2 separate regions of the Homo sapiens genome follow, and region 2 is linked to region 1. A link is a loop called in an ENCODE intact Hi-C map of the cell type or tissue named here. Cell type or tissue: B cell. All regions are shown on one strand. Links, peaks and the distances in the headings refer to the core of each region. The heading gives the core; the rest is flanking DNA.

The links. A loop is a pair of places that touch in the nucleus more often than their neighbours do. Peaks named below come from ENCODE experiments on the same cell type or tissue, not always from the same donor. Only the 100,000 strongest peaks of a DNase experiment are listed, where the experiment ranks them.
Region 2: it touches region 1 in a loop (2.4-fold over the local background); 2 of 110 quality-filtered maps call a loop at or near these places.

The regions. Positions count from the first base shown.
Region 1 is chr7:121,176,350-121,184,845 of GRCh38, forward strand. The region is part of intron 16 of CPED1 (cadherin like and PC-esterase domain containing 1); the gene reads left to right. LOC124901735 (a long non-coding RNA gene) reads right to left here. Exons shown (of 3, transcript XR_007060494.1): 3 at 1-4,315. Among named protein-coding and RNA genes, the nearest start is that of WNT16, 150 kb to the right of the region's middle. RefSeq lists enhancers at 2,642-2,801, 4,171-4,400. In B cell, for the core only: no CTCF peak of the experiment used is centred there; DNase peaks (open chromatin) are centred at 2,812 and 4,302; H3K4me3 peaks cover 6,374 bases; H3K27ac peaks cover 6,644 bases.
Region 2 is chr7:121,310,062-121,318,557 of GRCh38, forward strand. No RefSeq gene overlaps it. Among named protein-coding and RNA genes, the nearest start is that of WNT16, 15 kb to the right of the region's middle. In B cell, for the core only: no CTCF peak of the experiment used is centred there; a DNase peak (open chromatin) is centred at 4,400; H3K4me3 peaks cover 1,507 bases; H3K27ac peaks cover 3,337 bases.

The sequences.
Region 1 (8,496 bases), core at 272-8,271:
TTCTCACTATTTCCTTTCATTTTCTCTGATTTCTTTTTTTTTTAAACATGTTTTACAGGGAATCAATAGCTTTTAAAATATCACCTTTGTAATACTGAAAAAAAACACAGTTGGAATATTACATTTAGTTTTGGTTTGCACATTACTAAATACATATAAGCCAACTGGATGGAGTTCAGAGAATAACAAGAAAAATTAAGAGGATGAAAGGATTGATTTATTAGCCATGATTAAAGGAGTCAAATATGTCCACAGGGAAAGGTGAACGTCATGACAATAGCTCAAAAATATCTGAAAGGTGTAAACTCCCCTGAAGAGGACCATTTTTAAATTTTTATAACAGCAATTATATCTTGCCAAACAGATTTGGTTTAGAAAGAAAATTGCTACTTTATGCATTTATAGAGGCAGTGGAAAGAGCTGCGCTAATATAACTTGTTGTATGCCTTCTCCTATTTTGAAAAGGACCAAGGCAATCTGAAGTAAAATACAGGTTATTTATATTCTTTCTATCACAGAGATTTCTGCCATCCTTGGAAAGGAAGCATCTGTGATAATAGTGACTAGAAGTACTCCAAAGTATAGAATTGTTGATAGCTTTAAAGTAAATCTGTCATGTTCTGACTTGTAGCTACTTAATTTGACTGCCTAGGAAGTAAGAGAACTCTGGCAAAAAGAGACTTGCTTCAAAGCAGCAAAGAATGGCAGTAGCGTAGATTTTGGTATTTTGTTTGGTCTGTTGGTTTCTATGCATTCTCATTCCCAGAAGGTACCACTGAGATTTAGATGCATTGAGACTACATTCTTTTCTCGCCATTTCTTGTCTAGTAGTGTGCTTTCCTTGTGAGAGAGATGCAGGTTCCTTTCCTGTCTCTGTCACTTGCTAGCTTTTTGACATGAGAATAATAACATCTTACCTCCCTAACTTCAAGGATTCAATGATATGTGTGTGTGTTCGTGTGTGCAGTTGTCGAGCTCATAGAAAGTGCTTAGTTGATATTAGTTCTGTCTCCTTGCCTACTCACCATGTTTCTCTATCCGACTTTACAAGCTGTATTTAAGTCAATTTTGTACAAGTTCCTGATGTTGCCAATTTTTTATATTTTTCTAAAAAAGCAGAAAATGTGGATTTTATGTGAAAATTCTCAATTAAAAAACACTTTTTAAAAAGGTTTAAGCCAAGCCAAAGAAATGCATATATTGTGTACAAGCCAAACAAAATGCATATATTGCCCATATATTTACCTAAAATAATTCTTTCCATAAAGAGTTACACACATATAACAGTGCAACGGCTAGTTCCTTCCAAAGAGCAGTGAGGAGAAAGTGCTGTACTGCAGCTTGGCAATAATCCTTTCTGAAGTGGTCTTTAAGTTCTGCTACTATAATGTCATGACATGACATTTTGTAATAAGCTATGCTTCTTTCCCCCTTTTTCCTTCTGCCCCTACCTTCCTTCCATGCAGGAAGCATCTGCTGTGTTCTATTCTTATGACCAGGGGGTAAAGTTGTTATAGCATGAATGCAAGTAAGAAAATAAAGTCCATTAGATAATCTGGATTCTTCCCTACAGGAAAGGATTCTAGGATTTAATCCCTTATTGTCATCCCCAAGATATTACAGTTCTCTGAATTGGAGAACAGAAAGAAAAAGCAATGGGGAAGTAAAGGAGGTAGGTGCTAGGAAGTATTCACGAGGAGGGGCTCTTGAATCCAGATCTTTTTGTCAGAAGAACCACAAAGAGATTGAGGACCTAGTAGCAGAGAGGACCTCACCCTCACTTTTTGGCATGCAGCCTCTGAGGAGGGGGCAATGAACCACCAACTGGTGAAAAGAGGAGAAATGACAGTAAGGAATATTGGGAAAACAGCATCAGAGACAACACCACTGAATGAAAAAGCATCTAAAAGTTGCCCATCCTGACTTCCTTGAGGAATGGGTATTTAACTAGAAATTAAATTTCTTTTCAGAGAAAGAAAGTTACATTTTACACACCAAGTTTGTGGTCTTTGAAACTTGCACCTATTATACACATGCGTATTTTTGTTGTTGTTCTTGTTGTTGTTATGGTGAAGGGCATTAACTCTGTGCTGTAATGTAGAGGTAAACAGGGAATGGGGGACAGCTTGATGAGAAAGATCCACTTCAAGTACAATTGACGATGAATCATATGAATCTTAAACGTGGACAAAAAAGTTGTGCAGACAGGTGGTAAGGACTGTGCAAGATGTGACAGCCTACACTACAATGGCAAAGTACATGTGTCCCAAATTAAAATTGGAGGAATGGAATGCCAGGAGTGACAGAACCAAAGCAGTCAATCATGATGGAAGCATTTGAACTTAGATGACTGAGGGTGAATGGTGCCTCCAAAAATACACAGGGAAAGCAAGAAGAGCTGACCTTGTAGAGAATATGCTAATGTTCGCAGGACAAGTTGAATTTTTAAGGTACAGGTAGGTCATGTAGCAGGGTTGTCAGGCAACTAAATTGAAACCTGAAGGGGAATGTTGAGACCGGGATTGGAGATGCAGGTGTCAATGGTATAAATGTGATAACTTTGTGAAGCCAGGTGAGACTACCTAAAGAACAGGATGCAGCAAAGAGGTCCAAGGAGACAATCTATATTTAGAAGGTAGGAGAAAGTTTGGAGCCAGCACATACAGCAGAAAAACAAGGTCAGAGATATGGGAGGAGAACAAAGCTGTACCGTGTTTTGGAAACCAAAAGTGAAAGATGTTTCAAAATGGAGTGATCAGTGAAGTCAGGCCCTGAAGGAAAATGATGGGGTATGGGTGTTAGGACTATGAGCCAACCTGTTGGCCTAGTCATTTAGAAGGTTAGAGACCTTAAGATGAACTGTTCCCCTAGAATGGTGAGGGCAGACGCTAGGCTGCAAGCCTAAGAAATTAATAGCTGTGGAATTAGTAGCTGTGGATATAGATATACTCTGTAAGAAGTTTGGCACTGAATGAAATACAGAGTGATGGTTGGAGTAAGTCAAGCAAAGCATGTCAGGAAGTATCCAACTTAACATAGACCTTTATATCCTAGTGTATACATGTAATAAATTTAAAGGGTAGGGAGGATTATTCTGAAGATAAATTTATTCCCCAGACCTTGCTGAAGTACTATCACAATAGTGTGCAGAATGGAACGTTTCTGGCATATTCTTCTAAGCAGAAACAGAAGTTTTTTTCATGTGTCTATACCTTTAAGCCTTTAATTATGAAAATCACTTTATTTTGTTCATATTCTCATTTGATTTTCTATTGTTTACATGAATTGAAATGTGTTCAAATGTTTAAGATTTAGGATGAATAACAGCTCAATGGTAATGACTTATAAACCCAACATAACAGTTTATAGTTAGCTTCTTAGTCAACATGTATTAAAGGTCATTGTTCCTTAGCCTTGCCCCAAAGTAGTAAGGGAAGTAGTACATTTTAATTAGTATAAGACAAAGACAAATAAATTATATTGCTTTGATAGTCTGAAGTTTTGTTAGTAACCATTTAATGTTTTAAATTATTCACAATTTATAATACCTTGCAGTTTTTTAAGGGAAAAAAATGAAACTAACAATGATTGCACTGTGTTCTGTGATACACACTGGGATCTAAAATTTCACATTTAAAGTATAAAACTGATTTACTGTTATGTTTTTCTTTTTATTGTATGACTTTCACAAAGTACACATCATTTGACTATTCTCTCAGTGAATGAGATTGCTTGGATTTTCAGAATCTTGGAATAGTATCACATGGTGGTCCCAAAGACCAGATGATAGGTAGCTTTCTTCCTGACAAATTCCCAACACTTGGGCAAACTGCAAGAGATGTGTGTGATGATTCTTAAAGTGACTCATTATATTTTCATGTGAGTAGATTATCGCACTGCAGGAGAGACAAGTGTTTTCAGCTGATGGCCTATTTTACCTTTTTCCTATGTTTTAAAAGGTAACACACAAATGGATTCCGAAGATTTTAGAAATATATTTTTTCTTGGAAAATATCAACAATGAAATAAAAATAGACTTTTAATGTGGTAGCTAATTTGATTTTCTTTAAAAAAATTCTGAGGCTCTTAGTTTTTCTGCATTATCCTTTGAAGCCAATGGGACAATAATATCCTGAAATAATTATTTTAATACATCATGGAATTCATGACAAAATCTAGAATTACGTGATACATTATCTGTACACTCTTGTCTCCAGGGTTCTCTCAGTGGGTCACACCTTGGCACACACTTTCTGTTCTTCTTTCATATACTATTATTAGCCCGAGATTTTCATGCTCCATCAATTTTTCTTTGCTACACAATGGAGAAGAGAAGAGAGAACAGGAAGAGACTTAAATGCACCCTTTATGACAGGAACAGAACATGATTTTTAGATGATCTACCTATAGGCTTTAAAATTAATACCTCACCTCCAATACTTCCAGCGTAGCCTGAGACATGGAAGGTGGTTACTTTTAAAACTAAAAGTAATGTTCTTAGTTACTTTTAGGACTAATGTGATGATTAGCTGGGACATGTCTTAGCATTCTCTGACAGGATCGGATCAGGGTGGTCAGCCAGGGTTGAAACTGTGACTGTATGACATTTGATTTGGGCTTCATTTCATCTCTAAATGGACTTGAGGCTTTTTCACAAAATAATATTTTAAACTATAATTTTTCCATCATGTTCAAGAAATAGTCAACAGTAAGGGTTCTACTGTACTCAAGGAAACTGTATGAGATGAAGTGTGATGATTCTTAAATGGATTTATTGTGTTTTTGTGTGAGAGATGATCATACTGCAGGAGAAACAATGGTGTTCAGCTGAGCTTGTTTTATATATTTGTAAAAGGTGAATGGTTTCCCCAGTTTGCTTGACATGCAAGTATATTCTTCAGACAGTCTGTAAGGTTTACAAGCATTTCACTCACCATCTAAGAATAAAGAATATTCCACGCAGAGGGAACAATACAAAAAATACCCTGTAACTTGAAGTTTCCAGTAGCTAAAATTTTGAAATATTTACTTATCAGTTGGTAAAGAATGACTGTCCCCAGGAAAATTAAATCATATTAGAATCTCAATTGTTTTTTGGATGGAATTAAAGATATTTGTTTGAAATACATTTCTCAAAAAATATTGCTGTGATCTGTACATAAATACGTTATTGATTTTTAAAGATGTTTAAAAAATTTATATGTCAGCAAGATACCATAAAAATTCCTCTTTAATTTTCTAAGAGATGGTCATCATTTCTTAACCAAAATATCACCTTGACTAATATTAAAAGTTTGCAAATATTGTTGTTTGCATGAATAGATTTCTAACATTTTAGTCAACCTTTAGTAAAATTGTTAAAACCTATATCATCCATAAGTATGAGAAAGGTTCAATTATTAAGTTCCTTTTACAAATAAGAAAAATAAAACAACACAGAGTGGTTGAGTGACTTTCCACAGGTCACACACCTAGTTCCTGGCAAGGCTGGCATATTATTGTCAGATAACTCTAAATCAAGGAATATTAGATGCATATTAATTGGGCATATTGTAGTCTTACAACTTTTAATATGGTTCTGAGTTAGATATTCTTAGAGGAAACTAGTACCTGGAAATTTAAAAGTCACGTTTATTCCAAAATGAACCTGGGAAACTAGGGGGACATTTGTGTCTATATCAGCTGTCACACAAGCTTACTTCCCTCATAAAACTTTTTGTGCCCCAAACCCTTCTAACATGTTGCATATTTCTGTTATTTTAGACAATAAGAATCAATAAAAACCACTATAAAAGCTATGGTAACATTAGAATATGTCAGCCCGTGCTAAATACTTCAATTCGATGAGAGCTTTTTTTTTTTTTTTTAGTTTTAATGATGTTACATTTCCAGAAAAAAATACATATAAAATTCATAGAAATTGTGCCAGAAGAGTTAGTAGACCATGTTAAGGTATTTTTTACTGCATTAAAAACAGACTAGCTCTTAGCAAAATTAAAGAAGTTCACTTAATAGAGACAGTAACTGGTAATAGTAGGAGTGATGTGGCATTTCAGCAACCTGCCTGCCTGCCTTCCTTCCTTTCATTCCTTCCCTTCCTTCCTTCTTTTCTTCCCTTTCTTTCTTTATTTCTTCCTTTCTTTCCTCCTTCTTTGCCTCCCTCTCTTCCTCCCTCCCTTTTTCTCTCCCTCCTATCCCCTTTTCATTTCTCCTTGTTATTATTTGTTCTGTAGTTATTGAATGTCATTATGTTTCTAAGGCTGAGACTTCTATTTTAACTGATGTTCAGTGTAGCTTGAAATGACATGCCACAGAGGAATAATGCTGGTCAGATTGTAAGTTCTATAGTCAGCTACCCAGTCTGGGTTTAGATTCTAGTCCTCCGCTTGCTATTGGGATTACTTTGGGCAAGTTGCTTACCTTGTCTCTGTGATGGAGATCATACTGCCTACTTCACTGTGTCATTGCGAACATTAATTAGATAAGACAAGCTTCTATGTAGCTTGAGGACCACTGTGCCTGGTACATGGAAGGTGTCTGAAATATTAGTTTCCTCCTTTTTTTCCTCACTCCCCTTTATGCTAGCATTTTTTTCTTCAAAAACTTATTCCTATTTATTATCCTGAGTTCCTATCTTTGTCTTTTCAAAGAAAAAAAAAACTCAGTTTTGTTTACAAAGCCTTGCAAAAATGTATGAATCATCCAAGAAACTGCAGTTATTAATAGTTAGATAATTCATAGTAATTATGTGCTGTAGAACCTACAAGCTTTCCCCAAGTGCTGAGTGCTTATCTAAACTCTTTGAGCCTAGAAATCATTGGGCTTATGACAACCCAATGGGCTTTATCCCTGAAGATGTAAAGCTTCCACTCAGTTTAGAAATCCTTTTTCACAACTGTCACCAGGAAATAAAATGACATATGGCAATAAAAATTCAAATTTTAAGTAATATTTGCTTCAAAGTTTTCAAAACATTTGAAATCTAGAGTTGGTGACAGTTGTCAGCCAAGAGATATTTGTTTAATATTAACTTGAACATAGGTTTGAGAATATAAAGGACCCTTGACCTCAAGGGTATCCCAAAGAAAGAGAGGAGGACAGTATATGCTCTCAGAAATTCCAGATGTCCACAGAGTATTTTAGATGACTGACAGTCTTCTGTAAATTCCTTAAGGTACAGATTTTGTTTCCATGTTCTCTCACAGATCTAATAGACCAGGTAATAAGCAGTGGGTAAGTGGATGAATAGCTATAGCAAACTGTTCAAATAAATGTTTAGATTATGTGAAATACCTCAGATGTTAGTGGGGACTGGATATGAATAGAAGAACATAATGATATTAGTTTTCTATGTATTTTAATTTTCAGGATTTCAATTTTGCTTTCAATGCTGGTTTATAATATAAACTGAGAATAAAGCACAGAATTAGTTTAAGTTCTGGTAACTGGAAAAGTATTAGACTGTTGATGATTAAAGATTCATACAATTCACTTGGGGGTAGAGAACGACTGTTTTCCATACTTCTTTAAAAATTATTTCTTCACTTTGCAAGGCTGAGGTGGGCAGATTACTTCAGGCCAGGAATTCAAGACCAGCCTGGCCAACATAGTGAAACCCTGTTTCTACTGAAAATACAAAAATTAGCCAGTCATGGTGGCACATGCCTGTAATCCCAGCTACTCAGGAGGCTGAGGCAGGAGAATTGCTTGAACCCAGGGGACGGAGGTTGCAGTGAGCCAATATTCGCGCCACTGCACTGCAGCCTGGGTGACAGAGCGAGACTCTGTCTCAAAAAAAAAAAAATGTATTTTGTGTGATTCTTTTCTTTCAAAAGGAAGGAAGAAGAACCACAGTTGTATTTTTTAAGTGGATGTGGGAGTTTTGATTTAGCCATTTTTTTCTACTATTTAAGTGATTCCTCTAATAAAAAGGGGAAAAGAGTGTCTTAAGTTGCTGAAAAATCTGAGGGCAAACCAACAGTTTTTGTGAACAGTTACAAGAGTAATGTAGTTGAGATTTTTGTTTCATTTCAGATAAATGAGAAATAAAACATATTGCTACTTTAATTTAACCCTAAAGCTGCTTTTAATTATTTCTGAGTTTCACCACACCTATCAAAAGCCATGTAGTGTTTAATCTTTCTTGCTAAACTTTAGAAGGAACCCATTTTTCCTCTTAAGAAATTTTGCATTTTATTTCCTACAGAAAACTAGTGAGTGAGTTTTCTATTTCTTCCAACTTTAACAATATTAAAGATAATTCTGACTATTTTCTGAGTTATACTCTGTGTACACTTAACAATTGCCTTAATCAAATTCTGGCAATAAAAATAGAGTAAGAACTGGAGGTGAGTGAACAAAAAAAATCATTGTAAAATAGATGCAGAAGTGTGCTTAGTTCTCACTGATGGAAAATTAATGAGAAAATAGTAGAATAAATAGGTTACTTTTGCTCTTTAAAACAATTGAGTGTCTTTAACAAGGTAAATTTGATCA
Region 2 (8,496 bases), core at 406-8,405, 130 kb after region 1:
TATAACAATAGAAGCAGAGGAACAGGAGATGTCACAACAGAAGCAAAGGTCAGATTGATATATGGAAGGAACCACAAGCCAGGGAAAAGAGGTAGCCTCTAGAAGCTAGAAAAGGCAGGGAAACCAATTCTCCTCTAGAGTCTCTAGAAGGGACCCAGCATTGCTGATCTGTTGTAGATTTCTGATCTCCCAAACTGTAAGATGGTACATGTGTGCTGTTTAAACCACTCAAAATGTGAGAATTTTTTAAAGGAGCAATAGGAAACCAATACATAATATAAAATGATAAGATAACATAGCACACTCAAAATTAAAACAAGTTATGTCATTTTTAAAAGCATGCAAAGAAACATACAAAGAGCTCTTAGAAGTCATACACATACATAAGCACCTGCACACATATATACAGGTCCACACATACACATGTATACTAGCAAAATGAAAAAATAGAAATCTATAAAGATGTAATTGAGAAAATCACATATAAATGAGAGAAAAACATACAAAAGAAAATACAACAGAACAGTTACAAAACTTAAAGAATCAGAAAGTTGATCCAATGTTCATAAAATAGAAAATTCAGGAGAAAAAAGTGGGAGAAGGGAAATCAATAAAAATAATTTGAAAATGTTTTTCTACAAGCAAAAACATAGGTTCCTATATTGAGATAGGCTACTGAGTGTCTAGACCAATTGATGAAAATATACCCACATGTAGTCACATTACCATGAAGTTTCCAAACATTACAGAGAAAGAAAAGATCCTAAAAGATAACCAGAGGAAAAAAGGGTCTGGAATGTTTCAGTAGTAACCATGGAAGTTAGGAAACAATGGGGAAATGTCTTTAACTGTCTGAATGAAAATTATTTCTAACCTACAATTTGATACCTAACCAAACTATCAGGGTAGGATTACGCTATTGTAAAACAGGTAAATTCTAATAAAAATTTACTGTACATATGCTTTTTATCAAGAAGCTACAGTAGTATGTGCTCCACTGGAACAGGACAGTAAACCAGAAATGAGAACTACACAAGATTCAGAAAAATGAGGTCTCTATTTAGAAACAAGGAAAATATAATCCCCAGGATGAAGGAGAAGAGGATCCCTGGACAGTGGGGCACCAGGTATAAAAGCAACCATTCCAGATTGGAACAGGTCAGGGGATGTTTCAAGACACTGTGCCAAAAACATGGAATTGATAGCACTTCTCATTCATCAGAGGAGATTTAGAAAACTGGTGAGGTTCGGAGCTTGATTCATGACAAGCATACAGAAAGCTAAGCAAATGGGAACTCACAGAGTGGTGAGTTACCAGAGGCTGAGGATGGAGGAGGAACAGGAAGATGTTGATCAAAGAGTAGAAAGTTTTAGTTTGACAGGAAGAATAATTTTTTAAATTGCACATTATGGTGACTATAGTTAATAATAATACATTTTTCAAAATTGCTAAGAGAGTAAATTTTAAATGTTCTTACCACAAAAAGGTAAATATTTGATGTGATGGAATGTTAATTAGCTTGATTTAATCATTCCATATTGTATACATCACATTGCTTTGTACCCCAAATTTATATAATTATAATTTGTCAATTTATAATAAAATTTAAGAAAAGAAAACTAAGTGGGGGAAAAAGGCAAGTGAGGAAAAGGGAAATAATCACTGTTTACCATATAGCTTAGCAAAAATAACATTACATGTCGTGATAATATAAAAGCTCACTAGTGATCTAACCACAATTTCAAGATATCTATATTCAAAATGGAAAGGATAAGAAAGTACACATGTGCAGGGATGGGGGTGAAGATCACAGATAATGCCTAAAATTTAAAAAATTAAGAAGCAATTGCTTCAGTATTAATATTTAACAAATTGAAGAAAAATATCAAAAGAATCAGGTCAAAGAGCTGCAAGTTGTTATTCCTGGGGAGGGGAAAATGGTAGGGAAGTAAGAAACTTGTTTTTCTTTGCAAGACCTACAGAATTGTTTATTTCATGAATGTGATTTTTAAAAATCTATGGTACTGTTACGAATGTAGTGAGAGGATATTTTATTTAAGCTGTTTTGCAAAGTTTGATTAGCCTACTGAATAGTACAGTTTAAATATTAATATAAGGAAAGGAGCCTCAAAAAAATTTCAAGATTCACTGCAGGATACTGCATAAAACTAAGGGAAATAATCCTGGTTGAGCTTAATCTTTCTAGGTGGTTCTTCTGTTTTCTCCAGCTGTTAAACATATTTATGACTTTCGACTCCTTTCTTTTGTTCATTTTTGAATTCCAAGCAAGACACACCTTACAGCAAGCAATTACCAAAAATAACCCTCCATGGTAAATGTTATCAAATCACTTAAATTATTTTGAAAAAAATGTAGCATATTTCCTCTACGCCATCACAAGCAGTCATAACCTGTTTTGTCAAGCGTGAAAATCTATGCAAATCTATCCACAAATAATTGTGAATCTTATATGAATCAAAATATTTCTTCAGTATTTTTATGAGCATCTACATACAGCAGTATTATAGTTCTCAAATACAACCTATTGATTTTAGGCCACCTGCTGTTTATCTATTTTGTGATTTAAATCCCATCCAATTTTCCAACCTCATGTTGATTAGGCCACCTGATATGCTTCTGGGCCACTTGCCTGAGATGACAATGTGTGAGGAATCATGAATTAATTTTAGTGTTGCCAAAGGAAACCACAAACAGAAAAACAACCCAAATAATGTGTTCTAAGGTTAAAAAGGTAGAGGCGGACATTATTTAGAAACACTATAATTTTTGGTGAAATCATCCTCTCTGATCCATTGGGTTAACCCATACAGCTGAGGGTGAATGACAATAAGAATCCTGCTCTGTCTCAATATGGCTTCTAAGTACAGACACGGATAGGGCTTCCATGGGCATTAATAAGTCCTATGCTAACCACTCCTCTTACACTGCCGCTAATTATCACTGCATAGCTTGTCTTTTCTCAGAATACAATCCAGAGGATTTGCAATATAGTTATCTTGCCTACAGCTTCTGTGATGGTTCTTAATCTGCCTGTCTATTTTGAGGGCTTGCAATACTACATTTTATAGTAGGTAGCAGAACTGAGTAACTTGCCCTCTGCCCAAGAAAGTGAAGATTTCCTGTGACATTTCTGTACTCTCATTTCTTCCTTCTATGGTGAAGAATATGCTCCTCTATTTCCCACCTCACTGGTTGCTCCTTCCCTGTGGAAAAAGAGTGGCCAGTCAGTTGGTCCTCATCACGAGTGGGTGACTCAAAAGATGGTTCCACTTTTCCTCTTCATAGATCTCAGTATCCTCAATTATAGTGAGCTCTCCTCTCCACTGCCTGTTGCCTCTTCCTAGTTTCTTCTCTCTGGCCCAGCTTTTGAGCCTAATACTGGGTAGATATATCAGATCAACCTTGCTTTGTCAGCCTGCAGTCTTCATTTCAAGGGGAAGAAATAGGAAATTTCACTTTGCATAGTAAAACAATACTAGGAAGCTTTATACTTAATAAACCTGATACTTTGTCCCAACTGGTTCAGTTCTCTCTGTACATGCGTTAGTCATCAGAACCCCTGGGGCAAGGAGGGGAGTGGAAAATGAAGGGTAAGATTCCAGCACTGAACCCCACCCCGGACTGCCAACAATTACCATAAGATTAAGATATGCTGAGGGCCAAATCAGTTCCTGAAGGAAAACTCCTTTCAGCCAAAGCCTGCCATAACTCCGTTAACCTATAAGGCAAATATTAGTTCTCTCCCCAAAACAGCATTAAAAAGTGGCTCCACTGTGTTTGTCTGGTGCTGGTTTCACAAGTGTGCCCTGGGGATTTCAGACAATAGACTGGTGCTAAAGTAGCAACTGGAATCCTTTACCCAGCCGGCTAGACTCCGACTCCGTTCTGGCATCTAGCCCAGTATATCAAAATTGTGGTTTTCAGTCCATTTTGGAAGCTGCTTCACTAAGCCATGTGACAACCCCAAAAGTTGGTCTGGCACCAAAAGATTCATCAGATTGCAAACTTGAGAGCCCTCAAGTCGGCTGTTTTTGTATTGATGCCTCCCTTCCCATAATCATTAACAGAAGGTGAGAGGGCTGCAGTTGGAACACACCTCACACCTATTATGCAGTTTGTGTTTATGTCTCTGAATCCTCGTAAATCTCCCAGGCTCTGAGCACTTGCCTACTCAAATAAAAAGCATTCTCTGGGGAAAACTCCAGTAAGAGTTTGAGTTATTAGACTAGCTCAACAAACTTACCTGGAAGAAGCACATGGCATGGCTACAGGTTAGTCAGAAAGATTTAAGAGTCTCAGTTTATTTACTGATTTTAACACTAGCAGAAACCGAAACTGTGAATACTCTCGACATAGCCATCTGGTGGTCCCCTTGGAACTTGTGTAAATCACATGTCACATACTAATGTAACGTAGTAGGTAGAGGTCATGACAAATTGCCAGTTGAGAAGTGGTAAATTAGTAGATTATGTCAATGCTGACAGCTCTCAACTTAATGCTTCATTGATTCCACTATTCTTGTAAGAGATTCCTTGTCTGTTAAAACAACCACCACTTAACCATTATTGAATGCCTACTATGCATTCAGCCCTGTGGTAGGCAATAGGAGTTGCAAAAGAATTATTCATACTCCTTGATTTCAAGACGTTTTATCAGTAATATAGACCAATGCAACAGAACAGAGACCTCAGAAATAACACCACACAACTACAACCATCTGATCTTTGACAAACCTGACAAAAACAAGCCATGGGGAAAGGATTCCCTATTGCGTAAATGGTGCTGGGAAAACTGGCTAGCCATATGCAGAAAACTGAAACTGCACTCCTTCCTTACACCTTATACAAAAACTAACTCAAGATGGATTAAAGACTTAAATGAAAGACCTAAAACCATAAAAACCCTAGAAGAAAACCTAGGCAATACCATTCAGGACATAGACATGGGCAAAGACTTCATGAATAAAACACCAAAAGCCAAAATAGACAAATGGGATCTAACTAAACTAACGAGCTTCTGCACAGCCAAAGAAACTACCATCAGAGTGAACAGGCAACCTACAGAATGGGAGTAAATTTTTGCAATCTATCCATCTGACAAAGGGCTAATATTCAGAATCTACAAAGAACTTAAACAAATTTACAAGAAAAAAACAACCAATCCCATCAAAAAGTCAGCAACGGATAAGAACAGACACTTTTCAGAAGAAGACAGTTATGTAGCCAACAAACATATGAAAAAAAGCTCATCATCACTGGTCACTAGAGAAATGCAAATTAAAACCACAATGAGATACTGTCAGGCCTCTGAGCCCAGGCCAGGCCATCGCATCCCCTGTGACTTGCATGTATACATCCAGATGGCCTAAAGTAACTGAAGATCCACAAAAGAAGTAAAAACAGCCTTAACTGATGACATTCCGCCATTGTGATTTGTTCCTGCCCCACCCTAACTGATCAATGTACTTTGTAATCTCCCCCACCCTTAAGAAGGTTCTTTGTAATTCTCCCCACCCTTGAGAATGTACTTTGTGAGATCCACCCCTGCCCACCAGAGAACAACCCCCTTTGACTGTAATTTTCCATTACCTTCCCAAATCCTATAAAAGGGCCCCACCCCTATCTCCCTTCCTGACTCTCTTTTCGGACTCAGCCCGCCTGCACCCAGGTGAAATAAACAGCCATATTGCTCACACAAAGGCTGTTTGGTGGTCTCTTCACATGGACGCGCATGAAATTTGGTGCCGTGACTCGGATTGGGGGACCTCCCTTGGGAGATCAATCCCCCGTCCTTCTGCTCTTTGCTCCGTGAGAAAGATCCACCTATGACCTCAGGTCCTCAGACCGACCAGCCCAAGAAACATCTCACCAATTTCAAATCCGGTAAGTGGCCTCTTTTTACTCTCTTCTCCAACTTCCCTCACTATCCCTCAACCTCTTTCTCCTTTCAATCTTGGCGCTACACTTCAATCTCTCCCTTCTCTTAATTTCAATTCCTTCCATTTTCTGGTAGAGACAAAAGAGACACGTTTTATCTGTGGACCCAAAACTCCGGCACCGGTCACGGACTGGGAAGGCAGCCTTCTCTTGGTGTTTAATCATTGCAGGGACACCTCTCTGATTATACACCCACGTTTCAAGGGTGTCAGACCACGCAGGGACGCCTGCCTCAGTCCTTCACCCTTAGCGGCAAGTCCCGCTTTTCTGGGGAAGGGGCAAGTACCCCAACCCCTTCTCTCCTTGTCTCTACCCCTTCCCTGCTTTTCCGGGGACAGGGTAAGTACCCCAACCCCTTCTCTCCTCATCTCTACCCCTTCTCTGCTTTTCCGGGGACAGGGCAAGTACCCCAACCCCTTCTCTCCTTGTCTCTACCCCTTCTCTGCTTGTCTCTACCCCTTCCCTGCTTTTCCGGGGACAGGGCAAGTACCCCAACCCCTTCTCTCCTTGTCTCTACCCCTTCTCTGCTTGTCTCTACCCCTTCTCTGCTTTTCCGGGGACAGGGCAAGTACCCCAACCCCTTCTCTCCTTGTCTCTACCCCTTCTCTGCTTTTCCGGGGACAGGGTAAGTAGCCCAAGCCCTTCTCTCCTTGTCTCTACCCCCTTCTCTGCCTTTCCTGGGGCAGGGGCAAGTACCCCTCAACCCCTTCTCCTTCACCCTTAGCAGCAAGTCCCGCTTTTCTAGGGGACAAGAACCCCCAAACCCCTTCCCTCCGTGTCTCTACGCTCTCTTTTCTCTGGGTTTGCTTCCTTCAGTATGGGCAACCTTCCACCCTCCATTCCTCCTTCTTCTCCCTTAGCCTGTGTGCTCAAGAACTTAAAACCTCTTCAGCTTACACCTGACCTAAAACCTAAATGCCTTATTTTCTTCTGCAATGCCGCTTGACCCCAATACAAACTCGACAGTAGTTCCAAATAGCTGGAAAACGGCACTTTCAATTTTTCCATCCTACAAGATCTAAATAATTCTTGTCATAAAATGGGCAAATGGTCTGAGGTGCCTGACGTCCAGGCATTCTTTTACACATCAGTCCCTTCCTAGTCTCTGTGCCCAGTGCAACTCGTCCCAAATCTTCCTTCTTTCCCTCCCGCCTGTCCCCTCAGTCCCAACCCCAAGCATCGCTGAGTCTTTCTAATCTTCCTTTTCTACAGACCCATCTGACCTCTCCCCTCCTCTCCAGCCCAAGCTAGGTCCCAATTCTTCCTCAGCCTCCGCTCCTCCACCCTGTAATCTTTTGATCGCTTCCCCTCCTCACACCTGGTCTGGCTTACAGTTTCGTTCTGTGACTAGCCCTAGTCCACCTTCCCAGCAATTTATTCTTAAAAAGGTGGCTGGAGCCAAAGGTATAGTCAACATTAATGCTCCTTTTTCTTTATCCCAAATGAGATAGTGTTTAGGCTGTTTTTCATCAAATATAAAAACCCAGCCCAGTTCATTGCTCGTTTGGCAGCAACCCTGAGACTCTTTACAGCCCTAGACCCTAAAAGGTCAAAAGGCCGTCTTATTCTCAAAATACATTTTATTACCCAATCTGCTCCCGACATTAAATAAAACTCCAAAAATTAAATTCCGGCCCTCAAACCCCACAACAGGATTTAATTAACCTCGCCTTCAAGGTGTACAATAATAGAAAAAAGTTGCAATTCCTTGCCTCCACTGTGAGACAAACCCCAGCCACATCTCCAGCACACAAGAACTTCCAAACGCCTGAACCGCAGCAGCCAGGCGTTCCTCCAGAACCTCCTCCCCCAGGAGCTTGCTACAAGTGCCAGAAATCTATCTGACCACCAGGCCAAGGAATGCCTGCAGCCCAGGATTCCTCCTAAGCCGTGTCCCATCTTTGCGGGACCCCACTGGAAATCGGACTGTTCAACTCACCTGGCAGACACTCCCAGAGCCCCTGGAACTCTGGCCCAAGGCTTTCTGACCGACTCCTTCTCGGCTTAGTGGCTGAAGACTGATGCTGCCCGATTGCCTCGGAAGCCCCGTAGACCATCACGGACACCGAGCTTTGGGTAACTCTCACAGTGGAAGGTAAGTCCGTCCCCTTCTTAATCAATACGGAGGCTACCCACTCCACATTACCTTCTTTTCAAGGGCCTGTTTCCCTTGCCTCCATAACTGTTGTGGGTATTGATGGCCAGGCTTCTAAACCTCTTAAAACTCCCCAACTCTGGTGCCAACTTAGACAGTACTCTTTTAAGCACTCCTTTTTAGTTATCCCCACCTGCCCAGTTCCCTTATTAGGCTGAGACACTTTAACTAAATTATCTGCTTCCCTGACTATTCCTGGACTACAGCTATATCTCATTGCCGCCCTTCTTTCCAATCCAAAGCCTCCTTTGCGTCCTCCTCTTGTATCCCCCCACCTTAACCCACAAGTATAAGATACCTCTACTCCCTCCTTGGCGACCGATCATGTACCCCTTACCATCTCATTAAAACCTAATCACCCTTACCCCACTCAACGCCAATAT